3 separate regions of the Mus musculus genome follow, and all the other regions are linked to region 3. A link is a loop called in an ENCODE intact Hi-C map of the cell type or tissue named here. Cell type or tissue: left cerebral cortex. All regions are shown on one strand.

What was found. Hi-C counts contacts between places; a loop is a spot of excess contacts. Peaks named below come from ENCODE experiments on the same cell type or tissue, not always from the same donor. Only the 100,000 strongest peaks of a DNase experiment are listed, where the experiment ranks them.
Region 1: a loop joins it to region 3, with 2.9 times the contacts of the local background. A loop is called at or near these places in 2 of 42 quality-filtered maps.
Region 2: a loop joins it to region 3, with 4 times the contacts of the local background. A loop is called at or near these places in 3 of 42 quality-filtered maps.

Annotation. Positions count from the first base shown.
Region 1 is chr3:101,647,211-101,655,210 of GRCm38, reverse strand. It overlaps Gm33215 (a long non-coding RNA gene), which reads left to right and starts at 4,414. Exons shown (of 3, transcript XR_375915.2): 1 at 4,414-4,606; 2 at 5,822-6,077. In left cerebral cortex, no CTCF peak of the experiment used is centred here; DNase peaks (open chromatin) are centred at 797, 1,594 and 3,243; H3K27ac peaks cover 2,068 bases.
Region 2 is chr3:101,735,874-101,743,873 of GRCm38, reverse strand. Gm33309 (a long non-coding RNA gene) reads left to right here and starts at 6,335. Exons shown (of 5, transcript XR_867526.1): 1 at 6,335-6,371; 2 at 6,657-6,748. In left cerebral cortex, no CTCF peak of the experiment used is centred here; DNase peaks (open chromatin) are centred at 2,790, 2,978 and 3,815; H3K27ac peaks cover 878 bases.
Region 3 is chr3:101,792,003-101,800,002 of GRCm38, reverse strand. No RefSeq gene overlaps it. Among named protein-coding and RNA genes, the nearest start is that of Gm33381, 32 kb to the left of the region's middle. In left cerebral cortex, a CTCF peak has its summit at 4,187 (motif pointing left); DNase peaks (open chromatin) are centred at 1,809, 3,636, 5,267 and 5,801; H3K27ac peaks cover 3,227 bases.

The DNA of each region.
Region 1 (8,000 bases), 140 kb after region 3:
TAGGATTAGCACCCCATATTACAGAGGCCCCCAAAATTTAAGCAGTCCACAGAACAAAGCATTCAGAGTTCACACTGGTCGGCTCAGTGCTGAAGCGTCGTCTCCAACGCTCAAAGCTGGAAGAGCTGCTTATGAAAGACAAGTCAAGAAAGACTTCAGCAAGTAGAATTGGTTTGCATTCACAAGTCACCTCGATACTCAAAGCCTGACATTTCACCACTGCAAGGCAAACTCATAAAATATTTTATGTGGTAGGACTGCTGACAAAGGTTAATCTGTTAAGGACCCAGAGAACAGACTGTTCCTTACTTACCTGATTGTTCCTTGATGCTAATGTCCCCAGGAAGTGGAATGAAGAATCAGCCTGCAAATTTCACCTACAGCCTTGGCTTTTCTCTGTGGCTAGAATGTGATCTTGATCTGCCATTCAATTTTACTGTGTCTTGCTTGCCTTCTCTGTAAAATGGACTCAATAAAATACTGGAGGCACAGTGAAGCTATATATATATATATATATATATATATATATATATATACAGTAAAGCTCAAAGAAATAGTACCTAAGGAATCTTGACTTGGGGATTTGAGAAAGACCTGAGGGTTTGAGAAATACAAACATGATATAAAATATCGTGAATAAATAACAGTTCCTGGACCGCACTGGGCACCCTAGGTCTTGTGCTGAGTGCTGCAGGCACCATGCTGAGTACTACAAGCCTTGTGCTGAGTATTATAAGCCCTGTGCTGAGCAATGCAAGCGTCACGATAAATGCTGTAAGCACTGTAATGAATACTACAGGCCCATGCTAAGTGCTGTAGGCCCTGAACTAAGTACTGCGGGTTCTATATTGGGTACTAGAGGTTCTATATCGAATACTGCAGACACTATACTGGCTGCTACAAGTGTTGTGCTAAGTACTGCATGCCCCACCCTGGATGCCTGTAGCTACCGTTCCATTTAATTCTTTCAATCCTGAGAGATAGGTATCTGTTCTCCTAGTTTACAGATAGGAACAAAGTGCAGAGAAATGTCCCTGTCACCCAGCTGGGAAAGGCAGCGCTTAATGACATTCTAACCCTATGGTCGCTTTCCAAAGGTTGTATGGTTAAGTCTTCCTGTTTCCCATATGTAAACCTAAACAGGAGAAGGAAGGAGGGAGGGAGGGAGGGAGGGAGGGAGGGAGGGAGGGAGGGAGGGAGGGAAGGAAGGAAGGAAAGAGGAAGGAAGGAGGGAAGAAAGGAAGGAAGGAAGGAAGGAAGGAAGGAAGGAAGGAAGGAAGGAAGAGCTCATTACTTGACAGCTAGGTTAATTATCAGGGACACACAGTTGCCCCATACACTTTCCCAGAAGGTTCATCCAAACCTATCCTTGACTGCAGTGCACTCTGGGAGAAAGCCTCCCGTACTCCCCCAGCAACATGCAGTGTTCATACTGGACCCCTGAGAGGATTCTTCCAGACCCTCTGTCTTTCAGCCACGGCTCCCTCCCATCCCCTCAGATCCACACGCCCTACATTCCTCTCCTGCTCCCAGCGATTTCTTCCCTTCCCCAGGCTTCCCCGGCCCATGCTGTCAGAGCGAATCCATCCCACCACTGATTCCCATCTGCTTGCTGGTTTATGCTAACTAAGCACAATGCCCAAATATAGGCTCTGCCTACATTCTTCTCCTGTTACATTGTGTCCGCCTAAATCAGAACCTTAGTCTCTTCCTTCCATTATCCCCACTGCCTGACTCACTGGACAGGGCAACTGCCCCATAAATATTTATTGAGCTCTCTTCAGGTGCTTGGATAGAAACCAAGATGACTGGCATGAAATAAATATTAAAAACACAGATAATGATTTTGAAATCTTCCCTATCAGAGGTAATGGGATAAAGAACTTAGAGGTTTATTTCAAATGGCTAAGGCAGTTTGGATTCAGCTGAAGGACTAAGCCAGAGTTTAAATTAAAACCAGCATAGCCCCTTGTTCCCACTCGCCTGATGGCCTGAGCTCTGGTTGGCTACAGTTCTGAGAACTGACAGAATGACCATCAATTTACTGCTAGCCTTGGGCCAAAATAGACCAAGTTGGCAGGTGGCATGAATAAAATGGGTATTAGCACCAGGGCAGCTGGGTATGAACTCTCTCCAGCCCTGCCAACCTCATGGGTCTGAATTCTACCTAGCCTGGCTGTTCTCAGGGCTGTTTGTTTGTTTGTTTGTTTGTTTAACGTCATGAATCTCTGTAGCAACTGGCAGAGCCTATGGACAATATCTTAATCTAAAGTTTTTAATGCATAAATAATATAGATAAGATTACAGAAGGAACAAATTTTATCAAAATACAGTTGAGACAATGTCAAAATTTCTCTGAACATTTACAGCTGATGCTACCCATAATCCTTCTGCTTCGTGAGAGCATAAGCAATGTAGTCCAGGGGCAGGCTTCATCAGAACCAAGATACTGACATAGTGATGAGCATGACAGGTATTTCCAGATAGTAACAGCTGCAATGCGACATTAAGTGATCAGCAGGTTTTACTACACCCAGAGATGCTATTGCTACCTTGACTTGGGGCTTAAATTTGGGGAGAAGGAAACACCAAATTTCTGTTTGAATCTTAGTGCTAGAGGTTAATGTGTTACAGGGGGCGGGGTCCCTCCTGGCACAGTCCAAATTCTACAAAAACAGTTGTTAGAACCCCTAGAGTAGAAGTCAGGACAAAGAACAGTCTATATTTCAGTGTCCTTGTCTGAAACAGGGTGCTTGGCAGCCATTGGTGATGTTTTCCATAGCAGTTCAAGGTGGGGTTCGGAGGGAGGACTCCTCAGACATTCTGTAGCCTCCTCCTGTCAGTCACTCCTCTCAGCTGAGCAGTAGGAAGCCATCACCGACCAGACCCACCATGGATGGCACTATAGGGGTAGAACTCAGGGCTCCCTTATGCTAGGGAAGCACTCTGTCATCAAGCATTGCCACCAGCCTAGTGAAGGAGACGCTTTCTAAAATGCATACACTCATTCATTCATTCATTCATTCGTGTGTGTGTGTGTGTGTGTGTGTGTGTGTGTACACAGAAGGGATATACTTGTCACCGTGCAAAGCATGTGGGGTTCAGAGAACAACTTGTAGCAGGTCAGTCCACTCTTTCTCCCCTCTAAGTCTCAAGGATCAAACTCAGGTCACCAGGCTTGGCAGCCAAGTCCCCATCCTCCTGAGCCACCTCCCTGGCTCGGAAATTGTCTTCTGATGACTACCTCCACAGTGTTCCTTACTCACCTGGAATGTTGCCTTGAGAGAAGCACAGATGTCTTTGGAACTAAAAGCCTCAGTTTCAAGGAACTAGTAAGGAAGGCTAAGTGCTGGCTAAGCTGGAGAGCCCAAACCCTAAGCTCTAGTGACAGCTCTCTAGTCCTAAGTTAGAGAGTTAAGACACTTGCTGGCTAGGAAGAAAATATGAGTGATCACAAAAACAAAATACACACTTGGAATTATACCCCACAGCTCACTCCTCTCAGCCCCATGACCCGTTAAGGCAGTGTGGTTCTCAACCTTCCTAAGGCTGCCACTTTACTATAGTTCCTTGTGTTGTGGTGACACCCCCCCCCCTCCCCGCAACCCCATCTATAAAATTACCTGGTTGCTACTTCATAACTGTTACTTCTGCTACCGTTATGAGTCATAGTATAAATATCTGCTATACAGGATATCTGATGTGTGACCTACAAAGGGGTCATGACCCACAGGTTGAGACCCATTGCTCTAAGGAGTCTACATTGTTTGCCAAACAAGATCCTATTAGGTGTGTGGCTATGGGCTTCCAGATTTCCCTAAAGCTTAGCAAAGCACGCGCCTGTGTCGGCAGAGCCTTACATAGCCAACCCTCCAGCTGCTGTCCACCTTACGACAGTTTTTACCATTCCTGGGAGACAGTGAGATGGTTTCCAAGTACTTGAGAGGAAGGGCTTTCTCTTGACTGAGGCCCCAGCCCTGCCCTTTGTCACCACCTGTGCAGTCTGTAGTAGAGGGTTCCTTAGACTTCCTGTATCCCAGAATCACTTGTGGAAACCATCAAACCACAGACTGCTGGATGCACCCACAGGGGTTCTGGTTCAGTAGGCCAGAGGAATGGCATCACCATTTTAACAAGCTGCTATGTTTACCGGGCTTTTCAGGATGTTTGAGCAGATTAGAAAACAAAGAAGATAAGAGTCAAAGTGTTAAGCCCCTAACAAAAATTTAATAGCTGCCAAGCCTCAGGGTGGATTGCTATGGACAGGAAGGGACAGCATCAGAACAGTCTTGACTCAATAGACAAGTGAGGGGGGAGGGGGAGGAGGTGGGCATGACACACTAGTTTATTATTGTTGTTTTAAATGTTATTTTGTTTGTACAGATGTTTCCACCTGCCTGTGTGTCTGTGTGCCCTGTGCATGCCTGGTGCCCACAGAGGTCAGAAGAAGACATCAGATTCTCTGGAACTGAAGCTAAAGATCGTTTTGAGCTGCTGTGTGGACACTGGGAATTGAGCTCGGGTCTGCTGGAGTGTGTTAAGGCTGAGTGTACAAAAACATATGACTGATTCAGAAAGCCACTAGAAACTGAAGCAGATGTGGATGGTAGGTACATAGGCAGGGTCTGGATAATAAGAGCCCTTTACGTGACACCCAGTGGTTTCAGTGCTGTTTTGAAAGAGACAGGAAACCACTGGAGATCTTGAAGCAAGTGAGTAAGAGGTGGAAAAGACATGGGGAGAAAAAGGGCTCAAGGCTGATGCCTAAGTTGATATGGATGTGCCAATATGCAACCCACAGAAGTATCTCAGAAACATGACCTGTTGGGAAAGTATATGTATATGTATATGTATATGTATATGTATATGTATATGTATATGTATATGTATATGTATATGTATATATGTGTGTGCATATATATGTGTGTGTGCATATATATGTGTGTGTGTGTATATATATATATATATATGCTATACTTGAGGTCTCTATGACACATCCACAAAGGGACATCAAAGGGTAGTTAAATATATGAATCTTATGAATCTAATGGACTAGAGAAATCTGAAAATATAATGTAGCAGCCCCTAACATATATGTATATTATGTATATATGTGTGTATATATATATATATATATATATATATATATATATATATATATAACACAAGTTATACTCACAGGACTAAATGAGCTAGCTCAGAGAAGCCTTGAGGATAGAATTCTTCAGAAGAATGTTCAAGAGCAATCTCCAGTTGCTGAGCAACCCACAAGCTGAAGTGGGCATGGTCTTTGCTGCCTCTTCTCATAACATCTACATACAAGCCTGTTGTAGAGTAAGTGATTGTCAGGGTCAGCCTAGCCAACAGCAGCAACAGAGACCTATCCAGCATAGCACTCGGCTGCTTTAAGCCATGGGAGCAAATAGTGCCAACAGGCCACAGGGTGTTGCAAGCACATGTCCTGGCTGATAATGATACAGGGTGAATGCTACCACAGCACTGTCCTACCCATCCCTCAACTGTCACTGTCTCTGGAGATGGAAGTGGAGGGACAACTACTTACACTCAAGGAAGAGTTCTCTGAGCAGTTCTTTTCATGAGTAAGTTTATTGAATTTGCCCTAGCTCAGAGATCATCCTTAGGGAGGAAGGTGCTGAACCACGAGTCATCATCAAAATGAATGCAGTCCACAGTTCTCTTACTTCAGATTTAAAAAACACCAACGTACTGCCAGACCTATCATCTGGGGCTCTGCCAAATCTCCACAGACAAGCAGGAACCTGCACCAGGCAGCTCTGAACTCTCACCTTTCTTTCTACAGGCCTCTGAATAGTCTGACCCACTGGGGAACAGCTCAAAGCTCCAAGGCATGGATGGCCCAGAGGAGACTGGGATATAAAGAATTACAGAAAAAATGGAATCCTGCACCATTTGTATGTGAAACAGGACAACAAAAGAGCAGTTAGTCTACAGGGATGGAGGAAAATCACACCGGAGACCATCCAAGGGTCTCCCCATTGGAAAAAGGTCTAGGAATTCAGCATTTGCAAAGATCCAAACTGGAGGTTAATTAGAAGGTAATTTCTATATTCTTCCTCTCACCCATGAAAAGATTTTTTTTCCCTCTGAGACAGGATTTCTCTGTGTAGCCCTGGCTGTCCTGGAACTGGCTCCATAGGCCAAGCTGGCCTCAAACTCACAGAGATCCACTTGCCTCTGAGTACTGGGATGAAAGGCAGGAGCCACCACTCACCGCCACCCAACCTAAAAGATGAATTTTTAGCACGAGTTCATACTGAGACTATTTCTTCTCGTCTCCATCCACAAGCCAAGTTTTGTAAAAGACAAGGTACCTTGCTCATCTTCAGAGGGTTTTCTCGGGAAGAAAAACTTGGGAGAAATAGCTCCATCCTGATTTCAGAGCTCGGGGCTAGAGGTTCAGAAAGGTGACTACAGACTGGGGCGCTGACAGACTCACGGGCTTGGCAAGCCCAGGAAATGTTCAATCAGATGGAATGGAAACATAGTGTACGGATGGAAATCTCATCTCATGGCAGATCTTTATTACCACTGGAGGGGGCGGCCAAGAAGCAGGGAACAAATGTAAGGCAGCCGGACTGCTGACACAGAGCAGTAACAGTGCGAAAGTCCTCCGGTTGGAAATGGCTTGAGCAGCCAGCGGTAAACACCTGGGCATGCCTGGAGCCAGGGAATTCAGGGTCCTAAGTACCTGAGGCTGGAACATACTATTCTCGCTGGCTGAGTCCATGAACTTTCTAGATGAATTTGTTCCTATTTTAATTATCAATTGACATGTTAAGGCTTTAACTTTAAACCTAAAGAAACGACTTCTCGAGGCAGTGTTCCATGAAAAAGAGAGAAGTGGGACAAAGGCCACCTCTGGCCCCAGTGCTCTGAAGAGGGGGGAGGCATTATGGGAGCAAACTGACTCTTGGCTCCTCCCCCTTTGTGGTTTAGGCTCCTAAAGTAATCTGGGTAGGCGTGGTCATCCATCTGTCAGTCAACAGCCTAATTTAGAAACCCAAGGCAAAGAGAAAGGCAAAACCTCTCTTTTCTTCTCTCTCTCTCTCTCTCTCTCTCTCTCTCTCTCTCTCTCTCTCTCTCGTCCTCTCTCTCTCTCTCCCTCCCTCCCTCCCCTTTCTTTCTTTCTTTCTTTCTTTCTTTCTTCCTTCTTCCCTTCCTTCCTTCCTTCCTTTCTTCCTTCCTTCCTTTCTTCTGTCTTTTTTCTTTCTCCCTTCCTTCTTTCTTTCTTTTTTCTTTTTAGTTTTTGGTTTCTTTTTTTTTTCTTTTTTTTTTTTTTTGAGGCAAGGTCTCATGATGTATAACCCTGGCCTAGAATTTGATATGTAGACCAGGCTGGCCTTGAGTTCACAGAGATGCCCCTGCCTCTGCCCACTGAATGCTGAGATTGAAGATGTATACCACCACATGAGCCAGAGGTCCCTTTCCCACAGTTCTCTACCACCCGCTCTAGAAGTGGGAAAGAACACATCTCAAGAACAGAGAGGTGCTGCCTGTTAAGTTTTTCAGTTTGAATGAGGCAAGAAGCAACATCACTGGGATTGGAGACTTCTTTAATTGATTTGTAGCTATATGACATTTTCTCACAGAAAACGTACATGGGGACTTGAGGTAGAAAAATCCAGCCTCCCAGGTAACAACATGACCAGTGGGTAGGCCTCATGCACTTCTGAGCTCAGCACCTCCCATTTCCCAGGTCTCCTCTAGGACAGCCCCCAGGCCCCTTCACTCCTCCAAGCTCAGTTGAACAAACTGATTTGATCAGCATCACTAGGAGTCTGCCCTGCCCCCAGGTCCCTTGTCGGAGGAGACCAGGATGGCTGGTAACTTGGCCAGTATTTATCCTGATTGCCTTGGGAGACCCCTGTCCCCCTGTCCCCCTGTCCCCCGTCCCTCCCATCCGTCCCCCCCCCCGCCCCCCCAGGCTGAAGTGATCCTTTAGGTAAACCAGGAACTCT
Region 2 (8,000 bases), 56 kb after region 3:
TTCTGTTTCCTCCCATTCTTCTAACCTGAGTGGCTCTAGGTTCTAGTGACCAGTGAGTCTTAAGGTCCAGTAGTATGTCTCCAGTGGAGTTTTTGTGGCCTCTAGGGTTTGGGGTGCTAAACTTTCCTCTAGGGTCTCTATTACCAGTGTGGCCTAGGATCCCTGGTGCAGGGGCCTCTGGAAAAGCAGGCAGAGTTGTGGGGTGGGAAATTGAGAGCAGGGTATGGTACAGTTTAGCTGCGCTGTTGGGTGGGCTTTCTGGGGAGTTGGCAAGCAAGGACTTGGAGGAGTGGAGTCTTAGCTAGTGTCCCTGAGGCTGGCAGGCCTCCTGGAAAGCAGGCAGAGTTCCGGCCTGACTATTTCATTTATTGAATCCTTGTTGGCATCTCATGGGGTTTTTTTTTCTCTTTTATTTAGTGATCAATGCCAATGGAGTGAGGTGGTATCTCATTATGGCTTCAATTTGAGTTTTTCCTAATGTTGAACGATTGTGAGACTTTTTCATCGATAAGTTGGTCAATTTTGCACCTTCTAAGAAATATCCAACCTAATTTAAAACCAGATAAGGAAGAATGAGTTTAAAGGGCCATCACTTGATATCACTGGCCAAGCAACCCGAAAAGAAAGCTGGAGAACAGCCCTTGAAAACGGTAACAGCCTCTCCAGGTCTCATATCAAAACTGGGGAAGAAAGCTAGGCTTGTTGGTGCATGCCTTTAATCCTAGCACCAGGGAAGCAGAGGCAGGCAGGTCTCTATGAGTTCGAGGCCAGCCTAGTCTATGTAGAGCTACACAGTCAGAGCTACACAGTGAGACCCTGTCATGAAATAAAAACAAAAAACAAACAAAACAAAACAAAACAAAACAAAACAACAACAAAAAACCCACCTTAGACCTGTGAAAGACTGGAGAAATGGGATTGAGTTATTTATGCAAGCACTACTGAGGGTTGATGTCTCTCCCCGACACTCTTACCTTACAGAAGAACCGTTCCCTTCTTTTTCTCTGGTGAACCGTGGCCCGCCTTTACCAAGACAGAATAAAATGATCTCACTGAGGCAGATAGAGCAAGTGTCCAACCTCTGGCTTCTCGGTACTGTGTATCCTCAGCAGAGCAGAGCAGAAAGAAGAGTGTATTGAGCAGTTCCATTCTCAGCAGGGCCAGTAGAGAGCTTCCAACAAGGCTGTCGGCTAAGCGGAGCCACAAGTGGGGCAGGAGTGGTCAGGCTGCATTCATCCAGATGTGCACTGACAGAGCACATGGGAAATGCAAAGCTCACGCTGGAGATAAAGGCCACAGGTGGAGGCTGTCAGTCTGCAGCATCCCCTGAACCACAGGATGGGAGGGAGCTCTGAGCAGAGCACTTCCAGGCTCACACATCCCGAGTCTGCGGATTGGTCCTTTCCCTGTTCAATCAGTCATAGCCTGGGCTGTAGGCAGTGTGTCTTAGTTAGGGTTTTACTGCTATGAACAGACACCATGACCAAGGCAACTCTTATTAGGAGATTTAATTGGGGCTGGCTTATAGGTGCAGAGGTTCAGTCCATTATCATCAAGGCAGGAGCATGGCAGCATCAAGGCAGACATGGTTCAGGAGGAGCTGAGAGTTCTACATCTTCATCTGAAGTATGCTAGCAGCATGCTTGCTGCAAGGCAGTTAGGATAGGGTCTTAAAACCCACACCCACAATGGCACACCTACTCCAACAGGGCCACACCTTCTAATAGTGTCACTCCCTGGGCCGAACATAAACAAACCATCACACAGTGGCCAAACAAGGCCGCCTTGCAAGGAGACTGATGAGCACCGTCCTCTTGTCCTGTACAACAGAGAAATGGTGGAAATAATACAATGGCATGCAGGTTTCAGACACAAAGAACGTAGAGTTTAACTGTTCATGCAAAGGTATGGGGAGGGTTGGAACACAAAGGAAAGTGGCCACTGAGGTTTAGAGCTGATAGTCCATTATAGGCACAGGAGGAGAGACGCTAGACGGCATCTCATTAGAACCCTGGACTCACACCCCGGCTCAGTCAGCTGTCAGCATGCAATCTTGACTAAGTCTTCAGGTTCTCATTTCCTTCCTTCCTCCCTCCCTCCCTCCCTCCTTCCCTTCCTCCCTTCCTTCCTTAGTCTCTCTCTCCCCCCCTCTTTCTCTCCCTCTATCTCCCTCTTTCTCCTTCTTCCTTCCTTCCTTCCTTCCTTCCTTCCTTCCTTCCTTCCTTCCTTCCTTCCTTCCTTCCTTCCTTCCTGTCTTTCTTTCTTTCTTTCTTTCTTTCTTTCTTTCTTTCTTTCTTTCTTTCTTTCTTTCTTTTCTTTCCTTCTTTCCTTCTTCCCTTCTTTCCTTCTTTCTTTCTTTCCTTCTTCTGAGACAGTGTCTTGTTACACTGACCAGGCTGACTTTGAATCACTCTCATTTCCATTCTGTTGCTTTAACAAATACTGTGAACAAAAACAACTTAGAAGAGGAAATCTTTTATTTGGTTTCCATTTCCAGGTCATAGCTCATCTTTGAGGGAAGTCAGAACAAGAACTTGAAGCAGAAACCTGCGCACGCATGTGTGTTTACATGTTTATCCTGAGTTGTCTTTGGGTGACTTAATTTTCACAGGATGCATACTCAGAAGCAGAAAGGTTGCTGACGGTAATGTGCTGGCCGGTTACATGACCAAGGGCTGCTCCTAGAATAAAGGATGCGAAATGAATGACGTTAACTGGAAATCTGGATGAGAGCAACCTCCCCACACTTGGCTGGGAATTTGTTAGCCCACATCCAGAGAACTGCTTCCTCCTCTGGGCTATAACTTAAAAGGCAAATGGGACCAAATTCTAAGGAGAATAGTCAGGGTGCCAGAATAGCCCAAAAGTAAGTCATCTGAGGAATGTTTGCAGGAACTAGGGTATGTAGTTTGTACAAAGATACCAAAAAAATTCTTATTATCTAACAATGCATAACTTTACTGTTCAGCGTTGGAGAGTGAACTGAGGGCCTCTCAATTATCATCCAGCCACACCCTCAGCACCAGGCATCACAGCTGAAAGGCACCAGATGCTCTTTAAATTCCAGAAGGATGGACTAGAGCAGTAAGGAAGTTAGAAGCAGTCACCTCCAATGGAGGGATTCTGCACTCACCGTGAACCATACATAGGCTGAACTGTCTAGGGGACAAAAGGCCAGGCTGAGGAAGAGACCACCTATACTCCAGGGTGGCTTGCAAGTCCTTTCTACCCAGACTGTAAGGGTAGCAGAAGCCACGACTGGTCGGGACAAGCCCCTAATGCAATCGGTACTTCTAGCTTCCTCCTTGAGAAAGTGGGGAGAAGGCAAGTGTGTGCATCTGTGCCAGAGCACTAGAAGAAGCCCACAGGTTCTACGAAGGGACATTCCCCCAAAGGACCTGTGCATAACCCAGGCCAACCTGTGGTTGACTGAAGCAGCACCTGAGCCATCAATATTGCAAAGCAGCCACAGCCAGACAGGAACTTAGAGCAATTATGTAGACAAGACTGTAAGGTTCAGAATTAGTGGAAAAAAGCTGATTTTTCCCCCAGAGAGTAAGGCTATATTTGCCATTTGTCACTGTGACCAAATGCCTGAAGAAGGTAACTTAAGAAAGAATTTGCCTTGGCTCACAGGGAGCTGTAGTTTAGTCAACTGGCTCCATGCTACGGGACCATGCTTCTTCTGCGGTGAGGCAGAAGAGTGGAGGAGGCTGCCCACCCCACCGCAGCCATGAAGCAGAGAGTGAAGATGGCAAAGGGTGGAGGCAGAGACATGCCCTTCAAAATCTCATTCCTCAGCAATGCATTTCCTGAGACTAGGTTCCACGCCCCATCCTCCAACCCCCAGCTGAATCATTGGTGGATTAGATCAGAGCCCTCCCTCAGGATCTAACTGTCTCTAGAAGCATCTTCTCAGATGCACTCTGAGGTGTGCTTTCATAACCTCCTAAGGGAATCTCCATCCAATCAGGCTCAAACTGAAGAATATCCACTATAACTGGCTAGCAGAACCAGGTAACAAGGGTACTGGTCACCAGAAGCTGTAGTCAGTATAAACCTATAGATGTTGCCAAGGGTAACATGGGGAGGAGAGGAGAGGGAGAATAGGAAGGAAGAGAAGGAAATGAGTTTCCCTAATAAGTTGAGACAGCAGCTCCCTGGGGCCATGGTGATGGTGAGAGACTGAGAACAGTACTCTCTGGTTCTCAGGCTTGACTTCTTTTCTGCCATGAAGGAGCCAAATGTTTAGCTGTCTTGGCTTCCCATGAGATCAGTTGTCTTTACAGCCAAACCTTCTGGTGGGCATAAGCTTGAGCCAACCTGAGAGAGACCCTGTCTGTAGTGATATGAATAGGAATGCCCCCTATAGACCCATATATTTGAATGCTTAGTCATCAGGGTATGGCACAATTTGGAAAAGATTAGAAGGACTAGGAGGTGTGGTCTTGTTGGAGGAAGTGTGTCACTGGGAGTGGGCATTGAGCTTTCAAAAGCCCAGTCTCTCTCTCTCTCCCTCTTTCTCTCTCTCTCCCTCCCTCCCTCTCTCTCTCTCTCTCCCTCTCCCTCTCCCTCTCCCTCTCCCTCCCCCTACCCCTCCCCCTACCCCCTCTCTCTCCCTCTCTCTCCCTCTCTCTCTCTCTCTCTCTCCCTCTCCCTCTCCCTCTCCCTCTCCCTCTCCCTCTCCCTCTCCCTCCCCCTCCCCCTCCTCCCCCCTCTCTCTCTCTCCCTTTGGTTCAGAATGTATCTCTTAGGTACTTATCTGGCAACATGCCTGCCTGCTGCCACGGTCCTGTCCATGATGATAATGAACCTTAGTTCTCTAAAACTCTCGAACCCTCATTTTAATTCGTTCTCTTATAAGAGCATGTCTGCTCTTTACAGCCATAGAACGGTGACTAAGACAGAAGTTGGTGCCAGAGAGTGGTCTATTGCTGTGGTAGGCCTGGCCATCCTGTTTGTTGGAGAAATATGAAAGACATTTGGAATTTGTACTAGAAAAGCACTTGAACATTTTAAGTGGGCTTTAATGGGCCATCCTAGTGGGCACATGGACATTAGTGGTGCTGAGAGAGATATAAATTATGATAGCCAGCTCAAGAAGTTTCAGAGGAGAAGAATACTAGTAAGTGGCAGAGAGACTGTTCTTGTGGCTGCTTTTGGCCCTTGTCCTAAATATCTATCTGAGGCTAAATTGAAGAGTTTTGGATTAATGGCATTGACAAAGGAAATTTCATGACAGTCTAGTATTGACTGTGTCCGTGGTTATTAGTGGTCACTCTTATGAAAATCTATAATGAAAAGGAACAAGCTGGAGAAAGAGAAGTACAAAATGTAGTTTGAGGTGAAAGAAGCACCAGGAAGTGTAATGCAGCTAAGTCCTTGGCCAAGCCTAATGCTACAAGGAATAAAGGGAGTGGTGACCTCAGGGCAAGACCACACCCAGTCTAGCTTCCAACTTGGGAAAAGCAATTAAAGAAAAGCTTAGTAAAGGAACCCACCTACAACAGAAAGCTGCTGCAGATGGAACTGAAGGAGGGGACCAGGCTCCAGCCCCATCAAGCAGCAGAACTTGGGAGCTTTCAGCACGTGGCTCTGGCTTTAGAGTCAAGAATACAAGGAAGGGGCGTGGAATCTCCCTCCATGACTGAGGAAGTCAGCTGTGTAAGGACATCTCTGCCTGGGGGTCTGGAGATGTCACTGAGTGAAGCTCTGAGGGTGTAGTCTGAGTTGCCCTGGAGACCCCAAGCTATTAGAGATGCCAGAGCAGTGGGATGCCTGCTGAGGAGAGCTGCTAACAGGAAATGGAACCAGCCCAAGAAAGAGAAGTGTGTTGCAGTCAACAAAACTGAAAGGAGTTGGAGATCTGAAGAGTGTTTGACATCAAACATGGAGATGCAGAGTTTGGAAGTTGCCCTGTTGGTTTCCAATCTTGCTTTGGTCTCACTATGCTCATTTTCTTTACTTTTGGAATAGAAATGTAGATTCTCTGTCTATTGTATGTTGGAAGCATGTGGTCTGTTGTGGGAAGCCACATGTGCCGTTGCAGGGTGGCGCTGGCTACTGCTGGCCACCACGCATAAGTTTGGGCAAACAACCAATGTGTAAATATGCAGTAAAGTTTTTTGCCAAAACACTGCCTGGCCCGGGCATGATAATGAGGTATGTTAATGAGGTTCTGTGAGGTACTGAGAGAATAACTAATCAGATGAGGAACATGCAAATGAGGTAGAATGCATAACCAATCCGGGTGTGAGACACGCCTCTCCTAGGCCTATATAAGCAGCACCAGTTCTGGTCTCTTCGCCTCTGCAATCAAGCTCTCCCAATAAACGTGTGCAAAGGATCCTGTTGCAGCGTCGTTCTTGCTGGTGAGTCGGGCGTGCAAGAGTCTGTGTTTTGATTTTGAGTTTACACAGGGTTACAGTTAAGAGGTTGCCATGAAGTCTCTGAAGAAACTTGGAACTTTGGACTTTTAAACAGTGTGTAGACTGTAGTTTACTATGGGGAACCTTGAAGTTGGACTGAATACATTTTTTTTTCATTATGATATAGCTACAAGCCTATGGGAGCCAGGGAGTGTCATGTGGTGGTTTGAATGAGAATTAAGTGCTTTCTATTATAAAATTTGCATTGGTCATGGTGTCTTCTCACAGCAATAGAAGAGTGACTAAGACAGTGTCTCAAAAGGTTCAGAAGGCCAGATGGGAAAAGACCTATTACCAGAACCGACTGGACCTTGTGCCTTGTGAGTAGTGAATCTGGGCTTGCACCCAGCCAATGTGATTCCTGTTACAGCTATCTCCTCCTCTCCACATGCCCACCACCAGCTCCCTCTACCTTAGAGAGGCAGCTTTTTCTGTTTCTCTTGTATCTCAGCACTTCTCCACCAATGCTAGGACAGAGGGGTTTCATGCAGAATAAGGGTTAAGCCCGACCGACAGGTTAACCAAATGGCAGGCAGCCTCCCTCTGTGAAGAGAGAGTGTGTCTGAGATGAAAAAACAAAACAAAACAAAACAAAACAAAACAAAATCACGCTACAGACTTCCTATCAATCATGTCTGTTCTCAGTGGAAACAAGGTCTCATATTGAGGCTTCAAGGAAAACCACTGGAAGACAGGTCCTCAGCTTCTGAATTTTGTCAGAATTACTAAACATACAGAAAACAAGGTGTGGTGGTTTGAATGAAAATGACCCTCATAGGCTCGTAGGGGATGTCACTACTAGGAGCCATGGCATGGCTGGAGGAAATGTGCCACTGGGGGTGGACTTGGGGATTTCACATGCTCAATCCAGTCCCAAAGCCACTCTCTCTTCCTGCTGCCTGCCAATCCAGATATAGAACTCTTGGCTCCTTCTCTAGCACCTTGTCTGCCTACATCTACCATGCTTCCCACCACGGTAATAATGGACCAAGCCTCTAAACCTATGTATATGCTAGCCCCAATTAAATGTTTCCTTTATAAGAGTCACCATGGTCATAGTGTCTCTTAACAGTAATAGAAACCCTAACTAAGACACAAAGCTATTGAATTCCATCTTCCTAAACAGGAAATGTTAACACCAAGGATATATATATATATATATATATATATATATATATATATATATATATATATATATATATATAATGACTATCAGAGCAAGCATGTATATGTGAGCTAGAAAGATGGCTCAGCAGTTAAAAACATAGACTGCTCTTTCAGAGGACCCGGGTGGGGTTCACAGCACCCTATCTGAAAGTGTACTTTTGTAATGCTAGTTCCATGAATCTGACACCTTCTTCTGGTCTATGAGGGTACCAGGAATGCATATGGCACACAAATATCTAGACAGAAAATACCATGCACATTTTAAAAGTATGTTCATAGAAACTGGGTTATAGCTCAGCCAGAGAGTTTTTGCTTGGCATGTTATAAAACCTTGGGTCAGATCCTAGGGAACCATAGGAATAGATAGATAGATAGATAGATAGATAGATAGATAGATAGATAGAT
Region 3 (8,000 bases):
AGGCTCCCAGAGTCCTCCCAGTTCCTCCCCAGCCCCGTTTTTCCTGTTGAATGTGATGGGCAGAGAAGGCTGCTCATTGGAGTCCCCTCAAACTAGCTTCGGTGGTGTCTTCAAGGGAAGTGACCTTTCTGAGTGGGTCCCCAGAGCACTAGAGATGCTGAGTGCGGTGACTCTGTGTGACACACCCTTGGCTTCTGCTCGCTTTACTGCAGTAGAAGCCTGATATCTGGCAGCCTCTGCCACCAACCCCAGGCCTGCACTTTGGGCACTGAGCATGCAATCTCTAAGTGCTCTGGACTCCTTTGAGAAAGAGGACATTAGCGCTGATGTTATTATATAGTAATGAGAAAATGTTCCTGTGGCAGAGCACAGTGTACTCTGCAAGGAAATATAGTTACCGGAATTACCCTCTCATGTATCGCCCCTCCAGGATATCAAAGTTGACAGCCCGGACTCAGGCCTGTGGTCATTTCCAGGTCACCTATCTGGTCCTCCTTCAACCTCCTCTGGCCTCGGAGGCTCAGGTCAGGTGCCTTCCCACCTATCTTCCCTCCACTCCCGAGAGTTCTGGGTGGACAGCAACTGTGCAAACACTTGGCTCAAATTTCCTTGTTCAGTTGCTGTGACAGAACCTGGGGTTAGGCAAAGTTTGCTTTCATTTTACACACAAGGAAAAACCAGGCCTGGAGTGGTTAAAGCCACTTGGCCAGTGACACACCAGGGGATGGAAATCCAGGTAACGGGGCTCGGTAAACAGATGATTGGACCCCATGCTTCGCAGCCCCACAGTCTGGGGCTTCTGTGTGGGTCTAGGTGCAGAACAAATTGTAGTCATCACGGTGCTTAGCATCCTGAGCACCGGGTGCTACAGAGTCAAGAAGTACTACTGATGAGCATCCCAGCTGTGTAGGAGGGGAAGCCCCCAGGCAAGCTCTGGGTCCCAGCGAGTGGACAGAGAGCCTCCATCTTAGCCACCTCCTCTTTTACCTGCCTACTTCTATCATGTGTGGTCCTAAAAGGAAGCCCATCCGATTCTACAGCCTAATGTCATCCTAAACACAGAGGAATTCCATGATCTTCTTGCATACATCCATTAACAGACCTACTGGAGAGGGACACCCCCTCCCTTTCAAATATGAGTATGGGGTAACTTGGAGAATGTACTAACTTTAAGCTTGAGTCCCTAGAGCTGATAAAAGTGACAGCCATTGAGAAGTGGGGGTGGGGTGGATTGAATTAGCAAATACATTGCTCTTAAGGATCTGAACAAATTATTATTTAAGTTGCTGAATTTTGGTCCATGGTATGGCTTTGTATGAATGCCATTCTGAATATTAGTTTAATAAAATAATGTTTCCACGTATACAGAAACAGGAGAGAGCTGAAGCCCATTTTGCAGTGCGTAGGCAGAGTGTAGCTGTGGTGTGGTGGTGGTAGGTGGTGGGCAGCTTTGAGTCCGTTCTTATGTATGTTCTGGCTGAAGCAAAGTCGTATGGATAATGAGACCACTACGACGATGACGACGTGTCCAAACAGTCCCTGCCTTTCATGTGTAGGCCTTTGTACCTTTGGATAGACTTTGGATTTGTTTTGCTTTCCTTTTGAATTTCACGAATTTAATTTATGAGATAAATAAAATTCCCGAGAAGTTGCCAGGGTTGCCAGGGGCCCCCCAGAAGCAGCCTTGTGCAGAGCAGCTGAGTTAGAAGAGCCAGCTGCTGCTCAAAGGCTCTGGGCCAGCTCCCTGAGCATGGCCATTAGCCAAGGAGACCATTCCAGCTTCAGTCTGGGGCTTTGCTAGAACATTGACCAAAAGCAATGCAGAAGAGGAAAGGGCTTATTCAGCTTACACTTACGGGTCACTTTCCATCACTGAGGGAAGTCAGGACAAGAACCTGAAGGCAGAGAATGCTTGCTCTTGCACACAGCATTGCCTCCAGCCAGGAAACTCACGCACAGCCAAGGATGTACTTACGGCAGGAACCACAGGGCACAGCAGGCTCACTCACGGGCAGGCGCATGCTTAGTTAGCTTTCTTATACCACCCAGGGCCACCTGCCTAGGAAATGATGCTATCCCCAGTGAGGCTGGGTTTATGGTTGTGTGTCCCTGTGGATAGGGGTCTGTTCTCCTGGAAGTTTCAACAGTGGTGACAGACATTGTCCCCCTTTGCTTCTGTTCTCAGCCCCCAGCAGTGTTCTGTTCTGCTGTGGTGCTGGAGGACACAGCCTCCCAGCTCCCCCTTGTCCTCACCCAGGTTTCTGCTCTCCTACTGCCCCACCCAGGCTGCATGAGGATGAAGCTGGATACCATGCTGTTTGTTGGAGAGCATTCGTGTTGAACAGAGAAAAGGGCCAGTATCCCTGGAGCCTGGAGGGTGTGGCCACAGATTTCCATATCCTACCACCCTCTTTGGACCTGAGTCTCCCTCCTACCCAGGCAGGAGCAACCTATGAGGAGCCCCCCCACCCCCCTCTGTGCTCTCTCATTGTCCGGCATCTGCATGGTGGGAGGGGGGGGCTGGGGAGGGGGACACTCTTCACTAGATATTGCCAGTAGAGCTTAAGGATTCCAGGCCACCCTGCCCTGAACAGTTGGGAGAACTGGAGATGGGCTACTGCCCCTGTGAGGCAGATGCTCTGAAGCCAGGTCTGGGAGAGCAGCCCTTGCCACACAAACCTGAGGCGATTCCTTCTGTAGCTCCAGGTCTTTCCTATTTGGTCAGGGTCACCCTCAGACTTCCCCTGGGGAATTGCTGGGCAGTGTGGCCTCCATGTGGGACTTCTGTTTGGTGAGGAAAGCACTAAGAAGCTCTACAACTAGGGATACATTGCCAATGCCTCCATGACTTGTTTTGTCTGTCTGTAAAATGGGGAAGAGTGAGAATTAAAGCAGCCACTCTATGCTAAGTAACCTGAACAATATCTGGAGGGTGGGAGACAGTAATGTCTACTATTAGGAGACAATCTCTGCCAGCCGAACTAACTTTTCTCTGGGTCTATTGGAGGGAAGAAAGGACAGTTAAGAAAGGACAGTTATCTCTTGCTGTGTCAGAGGTGGGAAGAGAGGAAGGCCACGGCCCTGTTATCCCTGGGAAGCACCCATGATTGTAGGGAATCCCCCCACCCCACCCCCACCGCCCGGGGCTGCCTCTCTGTCAAGGCAGGTGAGGACATAAGCGGCACAGACCCACCTCCTAGGACAGTGTACCTAGCTCTGCCTACTCTGAAATCTTTCCTTAAAGGTCATCGGAGCACCAGGACCCTCTCTCTAGAACTTGTTTCTTGATAAGGCCGGCAGATACAGGCTCTAAATTTAGACTTCAATAGGATTTTAAGTAAACACATTCTCCACACCAATTTGGATCACTCTTCTCTCCTGGAGCAGCGGGACCTATAGGGAGGCACAGAAGAGAAATGTCAAAGGCTTCAGAACGTGGGAGTGGACCCCAGGGAGAAGGTCGTCCTGGGGACTAGCCTGGCTTCAGGGATCTGCTGCCTCAGTGCAGGGGCCCTTAGCCACACCCTGGGTGGCCCACGCAGTCCGTCACACCCAAGGCACAACGTAGCACTGCTCTACTGTCTGGCCACGGCCCAGCAGGGAGGGAACAGGTGGCCAATGTTGTCTGTTGCCTCCTTTCAATCTTTTGAATGTAGCTTTCAGTGAGAGCAGTGAGCATTGAGCCCGTCTAGGGATGCAGGGGCCAGACAGGGAGGTGCAAGGGGTTCCTGGCAGCACTCACAGAAGGCTGGGAACTCAGATATCCAAATATCCTTACTGCTCCTTCTTCCTGCGAGCTGGGACGACGTGGTCAAAGGGCGGCTGAACGTGTCTGTTGCACCTGCGGGTCTTGGGCCTTTCATAAGGGAGGAGGGACAGTGGGAAGGAAGAGGAACGTCGAAAGAGGAGGGAATGAGGTGTATGTGTAAAGGAGGGGCGGGGAGGATTGGTACCCAGTGTTCTCCACCCTGACTACGGGGGTCCACTGTTCCCTCACTGGGGCTCCTCTGAATGGGGCACCATAGTAATTAATGGGTAACCTCATCTGAAGGACAGGGCTGGGCTGGGTGGGATGGCAAATATCAAGGCCTGAGACATCCCAGTCAGAGGGCAGAGAGATGAGGAAGGCCAGATGACACCCGCGGGGGTCAGGAGTGGCGGTCTGACTCAGTGGTGCCCCCTGTCGGTTGGAGGGACAACCAGTTCCCCTCGGTGTTCTGGCTTTCCCTTGAATGGCCTGACTTCACTATTTCCTTCCTGAGGCCTCAGTGAATTATTATTGTACTTTCCCTTCTGCTTCTGGTTAGGAATCTGAGGATGGAAAAAATAATGCAATCTCTCATAATTAATTCAGATGGCTGTCCCCGGGGCCGCAGCTGGCTCCAGGCAAGGAACACTGCTTGAGATATTGAATGGAGGGAAAGGAAGCGATAACCACAGCCTCCTCGGACCACAGGTAAAGGTTCAGCCTGCTGCCGAGTGTGGAGTTACACTGTGACACCGCCTCACACCAGCTTTGCATTGTTAACTTCTGTGTCACACAGCCCCTCTTTACCTGCAGTCCCTAAAGACGTTTTTTTGTGTGCATGCGCAGAAGGGGATATGAACGTGTATGAGTTCACCCGTGTCCTTCAGTCCAGGTGCATGTGGAAGCAGGGGCATCTTATTTTTGGAGACAGAGTCTCTCCCTGAACCTGAAACTCCCTGAATTGACTAGGCAGCTGACCAGTGTGTCCCTCTCCCAACTCCTGTCTTCCAGCCTGGAATTAGAAGGCACTCTCCATTACCTGTTTCTTGAGTGGGATCCGGGAATCAGATCGTGAGTCCTCCTCATGATGCACTCCACTTGTCTGATTGGGCTGTCTCCCCGAGGGTAACAAATCCCCGCAAAAGGACTCCTTTCTTTGGAGCTGATCAGTGTTCCCCTTAACATCTGTCATCCCAAGTCTTCCACCAGCTCGCATTTGCCCTCCGCCTCACTGCTTCATGATAATGCGTTCAATGTGAAGGGTCTGGAGTCGGTGCATATTACGCTGTATTACAGCTTGAAGTATTCCATTCCCCCTAAGATTTGTCTTCATGCAGCCAGTTAAGTGTCTGAGTTGGGCTTCAAACCCATTCATTCAAGCACCGCTCGGTTAAACACATGCATTTATTCTTTATTTAAATACTGTTTGGCGGTGTGCTTCTGAGCCGGGATGAAGAGGAATCCTTTGCCCCCCTCACTGCTGGGTTCCCAAGGCAAGGCTAACAGACTGGTAAACAAACCACTGTACCAAGAGGTGGGAAGAGAGAAAGGAGGATAAGAAGGAAACCTGGAAGGCCAACTGTGGATCCAGGCTGCTCCCCTCCCTCCACAGGAGAGACCCAGTCATCTGATAGAGAGTCTCTGTGCCCTGCTGCTGGGCATCCTATGCCCTTTCCGTTTTCCAAGGATTGGTAGATTGCTGTGAAGGGCTTCACCTCAATATATTTGGACGGAACAAATGCACAGGAACCGTCCTTATTCAACACGAGATGATTTAAAATTAATCTTAACTTGAAGAATAAAGGCTGGGGGGTGGGGGGCACAGGACGGGTAGGGGCCTTAGGTAAAAATGGAAAGCAGATGAAAGCCAATGCATTCCCAAGGTGTCTTTTTCTGTTTCAGTGTTGCAGGTTTTCAAAGCAGGATTGAAGTGTAAAGCAGAGGAAGGGTTTTCTGCTATGCATTTACATAAGAAACACGTTCAGAAAAAGAGGCTGTGATTCTGCAAGTGTCCTTATTATATAGTTCTAAAAATTCCCCCTGGGCTGAGGGAGGCAGAAGGGAGGTGGAGAGAGGAGGAAATAAAAACCTCCTTCTTCAGAAAGAGAATTGCTCCCAAACTCCAAACTCCACCTTGAGAAACAGGCACGTTGTGCTCGGGGGCAGACAGAGCCCTCCTTGTGTCTGGGCTCCACGCTGTCCGGCCTTCCTCACAAGTGGCCACCTCTTCCTACATCCTCCTGATGAGTCCCAACTTTGAACTTAATGCTAACTCATGAGCCTCTGCACAATTCACAAGGAGGCCTTGTTTGCAGCAGTTGCATAGTTTGCTGCAGAGGTGTATCCATGGGACATTTAACTGGCCGCAGGACTCAGGGTTGGGACAGTATAAAATGTCACAGACCTTCACACGCTCATACTATCACCATGTGCACTTGCATCTGTTCTGACATCAGTCAAATAGTTGTAACAGTCTCCTGCATGAATTTCACACCTGTAAGGGCAATAGTTATCGGCACATGGTCCAGGTTGCCTATTGCAACAGAACAAAGCACCCCAAATTCAGTGGCTTAAATGGCAATCCCTGTATTATGCAACGTGATTTTGTCAGGAGTTAGGGCAGGGCTCATTTGGGTGATTCTTCTGCTCAAGGGTGGCTTTGACTGGAGTCATCTCATGATATTCAGTGCTGAGGCTGGTCTAGAGGATCCAAAACAATTTTAATTGTGTGACTAATACTTTGGCCAAGAAGGCTATGAGACTAGACTCTAGAAAGACCTCTTTCTCCATATATTCCCTGGGCCTCCCACACTGTTGCTCTGACAAGGAGGTCAGAGTTCTTGTATGGAAGTTTAGGCTCTAGGACCGAAGACCAGGGCACAGAAAGCCCATATTGTTGATCTCTATGAAAGAATGTTTTTGTGAATCCCAATATGGCAAACCTGTTTATGTGTTCCTCTCTTATACAATGGATTTGTTCCTAGCCTGATTCATGTCAAATGCTGGTTATGAAAGTGTTGCCAAGATCTATGTGGCGTAGGCATTACCATGAACTTGTTAGAAATCTTAATTTGGGGGTCCCAGAAATTGTAGGGGTGGGACCCTGTTACTGGTCTTTAGCTACTTGGTGGGTTCTTTCCCTCTTCCATGACCCTTCTTCCATCCTTCCAACCCCCAACACTAGATAAAAGAGAAGAAAGAAAAGAAAGAGATCCCTAAATAAAGTCAGGAGTAGGGAAGGGGTGATGTTATCCTTCCTGCTAATTAGGGAAGAAGTTCCCTAGTGCAAGTTTGATCTTTGCTGTCAGAATACCTAATTTTTTTCTTCTTGTTGCTTCTTCTTTGCCCATGACTACTTAGCAAACTGCAACCAACAACAACCAATAACCAATCAACTAACCAACCAAGAACCCTCCCTACCTCTCAGGGCCCTCACACTTAAATGGCCAGAATTCATCTGCAGCTGGCAAAAATCACGCCCCTGCTAGAGCACGAGGTAAATCATAGTCAGCAGCCGAGGAAAATCTGAAGCAGCCCCTATCCCACAACTGGGATTAAAATGGAAACATATTCTTATAATATTTCTGTGTCCTTTAAAGAAATCCAAATTCCAGAAATCTTACTCCAGGACTCAGCAAGCTGAGTTTTGAGTTTTGATAAGGCCTCCAGGTGACGATTCTGATGAACATTACAATTTGAAAACACCTGTTCCAACGAACTAAAATCAGTTACAACAATCAAATCAGCAACTGAATCCCATTTAGAGAATCCATGGTCATTGTGACGTCCCATCAGGATGTGTTCAAGGCAATCATGGCAACAGCAATATGCAGTCAGTGTTGAGAAGCAGATGGAGTGCATCAGAAAGCTGACCCCAGACAGTTAGGCCGTGAGCTCCCAGTGAATTAGAAAGACTAACAAAACAGCATGGACCCAGGACTCTGGGGAACTGGGTCACAGAGAGTGGATGTCTTAGAAGCTTTCATTTTGAAATGGGTAGTCATTAATGCACAGATTCAGAACTGGTCAATATACTGAGCATAAGTAAATGTGAGTACTCAATGGTGGAGGTCTCATCCACATCACACCCCTGCCTTCCTTCTAAGGCTCAGGGAACATTGTGAAAGATGGGGCAGAAAGAATGTAAGGTAGATGGGGAGAATAGTCGTAAAATGATATTTTCCGGGCATGGCAGGGCTGAGGTAATAACACACCGCAGCTGTAGTTATCTGCATGACACCTGTAGAAGATC